Linked DNA regions of Homo sapiens: region 1 is linked to region 2. Evidence: read pairs that join two places in POLR2A ChIA-PET (ENCODE). Cell type or tissue: Panc1. All regions are shown on one strand. Links, peaks and the distances in the headings refer to the core of each region. The heading gives the core; the rest is flanking DNA. Region 1 has its middle 92 kb from the start of TGFA. Region 2 has its middle 5.0 kb from the start of AAK1.

Region 1 (5,382 bases), core at 177-5,176, 1.0 Mb before region 2:
TATATGAATTTAGACTATATATTCATATATTTTCATATGCATGGATTTATATATGAATATAGAGGATTTGAAGAATGTAACAATAAAAGCATCTTGATTTAATAGACGCATATATATCCTTTAAGCAGAATGCACATTCCTTTTAAATGGCCATGGGATAGTTACAACATGATAATTCACCAGGACTCGAGAAACCTCCTTGCCTTAACATCCTCCTCATACCTAATGCTGGTCGGCTGCCTACTGCCGCTACCAACGATGCCCACCAGGGGACGACGTTTCCTTTCTTTCCTTCCTCTGCAGAAACCGGTCCAAGCAGGATGCCTTCCTTTTTCTGACAGGCAGCCCCCAGCAGTACCATCACAAACCTTGGTCTCTTCTTGTCACCAGCAAAGGGATGAAGGATAAGTGGTGAGTCTCCTTACATTCAAGACCTTAGAATTCATTTGATTACTATGTCTGAGCAGCTATTGACATCTATTAATAATATCTAGTGCTCGCTGCTCAACTTCCTAAGAAGTCCTCATCTTTTGGGCATCCAGAGTGATGGCCCCAGTCCACCTGGGTCTGTTCTCCAGGCCAAGAGATCATGCAGAATAGTGTACAGGAGCCCGGGGCCCCAGAGCCACACTGTTTGGCGTGAACCCTGATTCAGGTTCATGAGCTCTGTGCCCTTGGGTAAGTCACTTAACGTCTCCAAGCCACAGTCTTCTCATCTGCAAAACAGGGAAATAATCAATATGGAAAAAAATCAGAATCTAGGGGAATAATTTTTGATGATTTAAGATTATTTTAATTTTGAATTTTTCAGTGGGGACACCATAACATTTTCCACTGATTCAGACCTCTAGACATTGGTTTCTACCATTTTTAAAATTAATGCATGCATACACACAAACACATGTGCACGCACACACACACACATAGACACACAACCGCACACATCCAAATATGCATGCACACACACACAGCCACACTCACATCATTGGCATCATTCTAAAATAAACTTAAAATTGATTATCTCAGTTTACATTGTTTTACCTGTTCAAAATATCCTGACTTCAGAGTTAGGAACAGGAGTGCTTCTCTAGAGGTGGGTCTTTGCTTTGTACAATCTCAGCATACAACAAAGATCATTTCTGGCCAACACAACTGCTCTGAACCTTTGGCGGTGCAGGGTTTGCATATCATTGGAGGCTCAATACTCTAGACATCGAAGAGTTTTACATCAAGCTAAACATTTTAAGTTAAATATATTCTATCTTCCTAGTTTTACAAATTCGTCATGAGCTAGAAAGCTAGGTTCAAATGTAGAGTTCAGACTTGCTGGAGCTCCCCAGAGGAAAATGGCAGTGTGAGGAGAGGACCATTATCCTCCTGTTCCCAATGCTGTGTCCATCCCGTGACACAGGTGGCCTTGTGAGCACACATGTGGACACCCAGAGTGCATGCCCAGGCTTCACCCATACCCCCAGGCAAATGGCTGCTTTCTGGACACCCTGTGAGTCCCTGGGAAAATGAACTCTGGGAAGAACCTGTGTGGACCCTAGAAGTAGGCTGCAGCTGTTTGGGCAGGGAATTTGGGGTCCTAGATCACCAGGGCACAGTGTAGCACCAGGTGAGCGTGTCTCCTTGGCCCCGCTCACTCCACCCTCATGAAAGGCGTGGCCAAAGAAAGGGTCAGGCAGGGCCCTCTGAGGCACAGGACCCAAGCCCCTTTTATTGGGGTCTAAGGTCAGTATCGCTTCCTGAAGTCCCAAGGAGAGGTCAGGAAACAGTAGTGACTCTCTGTGAAGTTCCTGAGAAGGCAGTGCAATATCCTCATTCCCATTCATTAAAAAACAAAACCTGACCACAGGCTTGGGTGGGAAATGTTTTGTTATAAACAAGGCAAGACAAACGCTTGCCAAGATTTGTCTAAGACAGCTGGTTGATTTGTCAGGTTAACGAGGGCTGGAAAAAGTAAAGCCTCCTTTTGCCTTCACTGGGGTCTAAAGGCTGCAAGAATTTCCTCACGGTGATACTGACATGCAGTGACACCAGGAACCCTCTCATGGTGTTAAAATCTTAATGGTGAGCCGTAGCAATGCTCTCCCTCCCATTCTTGGGCACTGGAGCATGATACACACAGGCAGGAAGTGCGCTGGCCTGTTGTTGGGTCACTGTCATTCTGGCTTTCTCCCTTGTAGGGCTAGAAAACTAACTTTATCAGATCACCCAGAGGTGATCCGGCTCAGGATGACAACTTATTTGCCACAGATTGCACTTTTGGGTGGCTACTTCCTCAATGCATTTAGGGAGGCACCTTCATCGTATCTGTTAGCCATCTCCCAAACACTGCCACTCCTGAGAGTATACCATAGGTCTCGAATCCCAGCCTCTGTGCGACAATTCTCATCACTGTCACTAGAGGCAGCAGCATTTGCTGACCTGGCCTTTTGCTCTAGGCTTTATCCTAGCTGTATTGTCTATAAATATCACCCATAACCCATGAGCCAGCTTGCGGGGCATATGGGATCATGTCTCTTACTTTCTTTCCACTCACTGTTCGGGCTCCACACAGCCATAGTGACAGAACAGCTAGCACTTCCCTCTTGAGGCCTCCCCCAGACGCACCTAGAGTTGTCCTAATGCCCAGGGGGTGACTGAGTCCAAAACCCAGCTCACAGGCTTCGTGGCTCCTGTCACCCCAGGGCGCTATCCCAACATCATGGTGCTGTCTCCTCTCTCAGCCCCCAGCTGTCCTTGAGGGAGACAAGACCTAGTGGCTGTTTTCCTGGATGAGAAGGCAAGCTCCTCTGAGGTGCAGGATGCTCTTCTTCCTCCTTGTCACTCCAGGACCTAGCAAGGCACCTTGGCTTATGCAGGGTAGAGGCTCAGACATTTATAGAACTAATTCAGAGCTATAGAACATTAGAGCTGGAAGAAGTTGTTGAGATCACATAGTTTACTGCTCCTCCTCCATTCTACAGATGAGGAGACTGAAGCACAGAGGTGAAGCAGCTTGCCCAACGTCACACTGCTGCTTAGTGATAGAGGCAGTGCTAGACCCCGGGGCTCCTGAATGTTACTGTTGGAGGCTCTTAACCCACTGGGATCAAGAAGGTGTCAAGAGCTAGACTCTCCCTCCAGGAGAATGAACACAGACACAAAACCTTGCATATATGCTTCCGGGTAAAGAACCTGCCTGCATTTTGGTACCACTACGTGCTGGCCTGTCCTGGGCATGTTATATCATGAGAAGGCAGGTAAGTGGGGCTCTGGAGCCAGGCTGCTTGGGTTCAAGTCCCAGCTCTGCCACTGCTAGCTGTGTGATTATTTAATGCCCTCACCTGTGGGAGGCTCAAGGCTGTAATCCCGGCACTTTGAGAGACCAAGGCAGGCGGATCACCTGAGGTCAGGAGTTTGAGACCAGCTTGGCCAACATGGCAAAACCCCGTCTCTACTAAAAATACAAAAATTAGCTGGGCATGGTGGCAGGCACCTGTAGTCCCACCTACTCGGGAGGCTGAGGCAAGAGAACCACTTGAACATGGGAGGTGAAGGCTATAGTGAGCCAAAATCACACCACTGCACTCCAGCCTGGGCGACACAGCGAGATTCTGCCTCAAAAAATCAAAACAAAACGAAACAAACAAACAAAAAAACCAATCGTGATGCGCAGCTCTTTGGGTTATTGTAAACATGAAACAATTTGATCTGTTTAAAGCTCCTAGGCTGGGCGTGGTGACCTGTAATCTCAGCATTTTGGGAGGCCAAAGTGGGAGGATTGCTTGAGCCCAGGAATTTGAGAAAGCCTGGGCAACATGGTGAAACCCCGTCTCTACAAAAAAAAAATTAGCTGGGCATGATGGCGTGCACCTGTGGTTCCAGCTACTCAGGAGGCTGATGTGGGAGGATGACCTGAGCCTGGGAGGTCAAGTCTGCAGTGAGCCAAGATCACACTACTGCACTCCAGCCTGGGGTACAGAGCAAGACCCTGTCTAAAATAAATAAATAAAGCTCCTAGAACCCAGCAGGACATGGAAGAAGCTCTGTGTCAGCTGTCAATATTATTATAACCACCAAGTGAGTCCCTAAATGAAGAACAACAAGCAGCCACAATTTGAAATAAGAAAAGGATGTTGAAATCCTGTGATGAATGTTTGATTTCATCTCCTCAAGTTTATACTCCAGCCCTGGAAGCCAATCACAAAACAATGACTATCTTTTGAGGAAATCTTGCTTTATGTCTTAAATTCTCACTAGCGACATAGAATATTCAATAGACAGTGGTTTCTTTTGCAGAAAGTTGAACAAAAAGCTTAAAAATAACGCGTATCTCTGTCTTCAGGGAATTGGCTCAGGCCCAGTCATTTATGTTTGGTGAATTGGCAGCACCCTCCCAGCCTTGCTGTCCTGCCACGAGGCCTCCCGGGGGCGCTCTTCTCACACAGGAATCATCTAGGTTTTCTAAATTCTTCTACGTTCTTGCCTCAAATCCTTCTAGATTTAGCCTGGACCACATAGCGAGACCCTGTCTCTTAAAAAAAAATTTTTTTTCTTTTTCTTTTTTTTTTTTTAGTTAGCCAGGCGCGGTGGCCTGCACCTGTAGCTACTCGGAGGCAGTAGCTACTCGGAGGCAGGAAGATCACTTGAACCCAGGAGGTCAAGACCAGCCTGGCCAACATGGCAAAACCAGATTTCTACAAAAAATACAAAAATTAGCTGGGCTTGGTGGTGCATGCCTGTAGTCCCAGCTACTTGGGAGGCTGAGGTGGTGGGAGGGCCGCTTGAGCCAGGTAGGTCAAGGTTGCAGTAAGCCAAGATCGTGCCACTGCACTCCAGCCTGGGGAACAGAGTGAAACCTTATCTCAAAAAAAAAAAAGAGAGAAAAAAAAATCCTTCAAGATTGCCCATTCCTCACTGGGCACGCCACTCATTCAACACGACTTGCAAGGATACCTTTTGGATCTGGCCCTAACTATGCCTCCAGGCTCACCTGCTGGACTTGAGGACACCATCCCGTGTCCTGACCATCCTGTGTTCCTGTGCCCGCCTCACCTACTCCTCACCTGGCCCTTCAGTGCAAGTGTGGTCTCCCATGGCTCACTACCAGAAGTGGGGGGATCTCACCATCCTCCACCCAGTGTAACCATGGTGCTCAGCCCGGTGCCCAGCAAACCTGCTTAGGGGGAGAAAGCTCTGAAACCACAGGCACTCTGAGGGGCTGCCTTTCCTGGTGCAGAGGGCACAAGGCCCTGGAGGGCTTTCTCTCCTGGCTGGTCATTCACAGGTACTAGAGCAAGGATCAGGCTATGGTGCTGTGGAATCTTGATGGCATTAATTTGAAGTGCATCATTGTTCATTACAAAAATCAATCTCCTTTCCAATAGCAAAAGG
Region 2 (5,382 bases), core at 204-5,203:
GACAAGGTAATGAAAATCTCTAAGAAAACAAAAATACGTCTTGCTCTGTCCCCTAGGGTGGAGTGCAGTGGTGTGATCATAGTTTACTGCAACCTCAAGTTCCTGGGCTGAAGCAATCCTCTCGCCTCATTCTCCCAAGTGGGTAGGACTCTAGGCACATGGAACCATGCCTGGCTAACATCCTCACCTGTTCTTTTCCTCATCTGTTTGTTTTGCACCATATTGTTTAGTACATGGTAGTTCACTACATACTGATTGAATAAAGGAACACTCTCAAATCAATTCTTAAAAATAAATGCTCCAATGGAAAAATGGAAGAGGATACAATTTAGAAATGAAGAAATATACACAACCAATAATTACTACATTATAAACTCTGTGAAGGAAAACACATGTCCATCTTCTTTATCATATTTCCAGTGCCTAGCATTGTTTTGGTATATAACAGATTCTTAATAAACAACTGATGAATAAATAAATGAACAAGAAAAATTGTTCAGCCTCACTAATTTAAACAATGACAACAAAAAACACCATTCCTACCTAACAAAATGAAATCGATTTCTTTTTAAACTGCACAAACTCAGTGCTGGCAAGGGTATGGAAATACTTAGGATTTAATGCCTTCTTTTAAGATCAAAAGCTCTAGCTGGGCACAGTGGCTATGCCTGTAATCCCAAGCCTTTGGGAGGCCGAGGGAGGAGGATTGCTTGAGGCCAGGAGTTCAAGATCAGACTAGGCAACATAGAAACACCCTGTCTCTACAAAAAATTAAGAAATAATTAGCTGGCTGTGGTGCTGTGCACCAGTTATACAGGAAGCTGAGGTGGGTGGATCCCTTGAAAGCCTCAGGTTATGATCATGCCACTGCACTCCAGCCTGGGTGACAGAGCAAGACCCTGTCTCAAAGAAAAAAAAAAGGATACAAAAACCACCAAAAGCTCCTTGAAGGCAAGGAGTGTAACTATTTTGTTTATTGTAATAAACTTTCTAAAGTCTAGCACATGGTGCTTAATAAATATTTGTTTACTGGATCAGTGAATGGAGAACAAATCAATATCAATCTCCTGGAGGGTACTTTGGCTCTCTAGCTGTAAAAACATTCATACCTTTTGACCTAATTATTCCATTTATAACAACGTAGCCTTAGAAAGAAAATCATGGGGCCAAGCACGGTGGCTCATGCCTGTAATCCCAGCACTTTGGGAGGCTGAGGTGAGTGGATCACCTGAGGTCAGGAGTTCAAGACCAGCCTGGCCAACATGGTGAAACCCTGTGTCTACAAAAAATACAAAAATTAGCCGGGCATGATGGCGGGTGCTTGTAATCCCAGCTATTCAAGAGGCTGAGGTGGGAGAATCTCTTGAACCCGGGAGGTGGTGGCTGCAGTCAGCCGAGATTGTGCCATTACACTCCGGCATGGAAGACAGAGTGAGACTCCGTCTCAAAAAAAAAAAAAAAAAAAAAAAAAAAAATCAGGCCAGGCACAGTGGCTCACACCTTTAATCCCAGCAGTTTGGGAGGCTGATGCGGGTGGATTGCTTGAGTTCAGGAGTCCAAGACCAGCCTCGGCAACATGGTGAAACCCTGTCTCTACAAAAATAAAAAAATAAAAAAATAAAAAGCCAGACGTGGTGGTGTGAGCCTGTAGTTCCAGCTACTCAGAAGGCTAAGGTGAGAGGATTGCTTGAGCCCAGGAGGTCGAGGCTGCAGTGAGCTGAGGTTGTGCCACTGCACTCCAGCCTGGGCGGTAGGGCGAGACACTGTCTTAAAAAAAAAAAAAAAAAAAAAAAAAAGAAAGAAAATCAAAGAAGCACACAAGAGAATACAAGAGAATATTCATTCTAATCATATAAAAAGTAACATTTAAAAATAAAACATTTGACAGTAAAGCACTGATTACTAAGCAACTACTAAAAGAATATTTTTAGAGAATATACAATGAAATAGGAAACTATGGAATGAAAAAAATAAAATATAAATATATAATGTGATCTAATATAGTAAAAAAGGTACTTATATATGGAAACATGCTAAAAGGAAATTGATCAAAATGTCAATAGCAATTATCGCTGAGTGGTAGAATTATAGCTGATTTTTATTTTCTTCTATCTACTTTCTTCAATGAGCACATAATTACTTTCTTAAACAAAATCCAAAACCAAAATCAACTGGAAAATAAGAAGACAAGGCTCAGTTTAAAAGAGAAAATTAGGCTGGGCGCGGTGGCTCACACCTGTAATCCCAGCACTTTGGGAGGCTGAGGTGGGCAGATCACCTGAGGTTGAGAGCTCGAGACCAGCCTGACCAACATGGAGAAACCCCATCTCTACTAAAAATGCAAAATTAGCTAGGCGTGGTGGCACATGCCTGTAATCCCTGCTACTCAGGAAGGCTGAGGCAGGAGAATCGCTTGAACCTGGGAGGCGGAGGTTGCGGTGAGCCAAGATTGTGCCATTGCACTCCAGCCTGGGTAACAGAGCAAAACTCCATCTCAAAAAAAAAAAAAAAGAAAAGAAAGAAAGAAAATTAAAAATTAAAAAAATCAAGAAACGTCTTTTTTTTTTTTTTTTTTTTTTGAGACTGAGTCTTACTCTGTCTCCCCAGATGGAGTGCAGTGGTGCACTCTCGGCTCACTGCAAGCTCCGCCTCCTGGGTTAAAGTGATTCTCATGCCTCAGCCTCCCGAGCTGGTATTACAGGTGCATGCCACCATGCCCGGCTAATTTTTGTATTTTTAATAGAGACGGGGTTTCACCATGTTGGCCAGGCTGGTCTTGAAGTCCTGACCTCAAGTGATCCACCTGCCTCGGCCTCCCAAAGTGTTGGGATTACGGGCATGAGCCAGCATGCCTGGGCAAGAACTGTCATTTTTTTAAAAAGGACATGGTTCTTACAAGTTCGCTTCTGCTAAACAGTGGTTCTCAAACTTGAATGTGTATTAGAATTACCTGAAAGGTTTGTGAACAGAAACTGCTGCCTCTGCCCCTCCCTCTTACTCAGTAGGTCTGGATGGGGCCCCAAAATTTGCATTTCTAACAAGTTCCACTTCGCTAAAAGACGGCAACATAGAAAGCCCATATGGTGTAATGAAAATGATGTGGGTTTTGAGGTCAGTCTTGGCTCTGCCCTTTTTAAGATGTTTTGTAGAAATAGTTGACAGACTCTAATCCTGCTCAGCCTCTGTTTCCACACCAATAAAAGTAATGCACACTTCATAGATGTATTGTGAGGGTTAAATGGTATGATTAAATACCCAACATAGTGCTTGACTCAGTTAAGGATTTTAATTAATGGTGGTCCCCTTTCCTTTGATTTCCTCAAAGATACAGCACACTGGGTTTATGGTAACATGATTTAGGTGTACCACAGGTCAAATCATTTCCTTCAAACTTAACAAACCATACATGTTCATCTGCTACTAACAAAATCTTCATTGTTCATCTATAAAATTGGGAATAATAGTGTAACAGTATTTTCTTTGATAAAATAGATAATACTGTCTACTTTGTAGGCAACCATGAAGATTAAATAAAATAATATCAGTCAGGCACGGTGGCTCACATCTGTAATCTCAGCACTTTGGGAGGCTGAGGTGGGAGGATCACCTGAGTCCAGGAGTTTGAGGTCAGCCTGGGCAACAAAGCAAGACCCCATCTCTATTTTTTATATAATTATTTTTTTTAAAAAGTGGCTGGGCGTGGTGGCTCATGCCTGTAATCCCAGCATTTTGGGAGGCCAAGGTGGGTGGATGGCCTGAGCTCAGGAGTTCAAGACCACCCTGGGCAACATGGTGAAACCCTGTCTCTACTAAAATACAAAAAATTAGCCAGGCATGGTGGCACACACCTGTAGTCCCCGCTACTCGGGAGGCTGAGGCACAAGAATCGCTGGAGCCTGGGAGGCAGAGGTTGCAGTGAGACGAGATCACGCCACTGCACTACAACTTGAGCTACAGAGTGAGACTCTGTCTCAAAAAATAAATAAATAAATAAATAAATAAATAAATAAAATAAAAATAAAACAATAAAACAATATATATATATTTTTTAAATTCCATAACTGGCATATGGAAGATACATAGTGTTAACTGAAGAATCCCAAGGTTTATAAATTTGGAGAGGGGAGCTTTACTTTTTATAAAGGGTTGCAGCCTGCAGGCTGGTGATCCTGACAGGCTGGGAAGTGTAGACTCTGGCAGAGACTGAAAGCAGGTATTTAGAGGGAGGAAAAAGTGGAACACAAATTTATGCCAAATGAGTTGGCTAAGAATACACACTTAAGTTACAGGAGCTTTGATTATTCACAAAGCGGGGGGCAGCACATGCATGCATAGTGAGCAAACATGCATGTTACATATGTCCTATGTTCTCTTTGGGGTGGAGATTTAACATTTAAATGCATTACAATTAGGTGAAGCAAAGGACATGAAGACACTCAGTGCACAGCCTCTGAAAACCAGCCAGAACCAGTCTGTGGTTGGTAGTCTCTTACTAGGATGTTACTGAAATCAGTCTCTTGTCCAATCAAAGAAATAGTTATGGTTTGTGGAACAGGGGTTGGGGGGATACAGTTAGTCAGCATCTAGTGGTCAGTGAGCTACAATTGATTCAATATTGCTTATCTCCAGGCCAGTGTCTATTTAGCTACCAGAGAAAAAGAAAAACCTTGTGGCAGTTAGAAGATGGTTTACTCTTCAAGTGTAGGGATGTGTGACTTAACCCTTGCCTGACACAGCCTTAGGTCTTGTTTATAATTTGGCATCTTATTGCCTCAAAGAGTCTGTTCCATCGGTCATATGATCACTATTGTAACAATAGTAAATGGCACTTTCTTTTCCCACTCCCTTTGACTATTTACCCATAGCATCTTCCACACCTAGTTCAAAATTCATCTAGGATACTTCAAATCAATCTTTCCACCTTAATCAGATAGCTCTGTTTTGTGTCACATTTAAAGTAAATTATTTACTTTAAGTACTGCTAAGAACACACTCTATGTAAACTATTATACTGGATGCCCAAGGAGATAAGTAGAAGATGGTTCTCTGGCTTTGAGGTGTTTGGTTGAGACAGCAATATACATTAAAAGTTGAACAGGAATGCAAAGCAGCATGGGACAAATTATACAGAAAGTGTGATAGTTTTGAGATTATAGTGGCTGATCTGTTCATTATTTTGTACTCAGGAACTAAAAAATTACTAAGAGTTGTAAGAGCTCTGGTTTTATAGCTGAGATAATAAGCCCAGTGACACAAGTGGTCTAGGATCCCAGCTATGAAGTGGCAAGAGGTTTCCTGTCTCCTGGTCCTATGCTGCTTGTGCGTGGGTTTCTAACTATTCACGAGTCTTTTAATCAGTTAATGTTTGCTCTCTCTAAGTAG

Evidence for each region. Peaks named below come from ENCODE experiments on the same cell type or tissue, not always from the same donor. Only the 100,000 strongest peaks of a DNase experiment are listed, where the experiment ranks them.
Region 1: POLR2A ChIA-PET joins it to region 2 with 7 read pairs; 1 of 35 experiments calls an interaction of 5 or more read pairs at or near these places.

Annotation. Positions count from the first base shown.
Region 1 is chr2:70,642,952-70,648,333 of GRCh38, reverse strand. No RefSeq gene overlaps it. Among named protein-coding and RNA genes, the nearest start is that of TGFA, 92 kb to the right of the region's middle. In Panc1, for the core only: CTCF peaks have their summits at 264 (motif pointing right), 2,413, 4,202 and 4,410 (motif pointing right); DNase peaks (open chromatin) are centred at 263 and 2,418.
Region 2 is chr2:69,646,018-69,651,399 of GRCh38, reverse strand. It overlaps a transcript of ANXA4 not described here. Among named protein-coding and RNA genes, the nearest start is that of AAK1, 5.0 kb to the right of the region's middle. In Panc1, for the core only: no CTCF peak of the experiment used is centred there; no DNase peak of the experiment used is centred there; H3K27ac peaks cover 2,873 bases.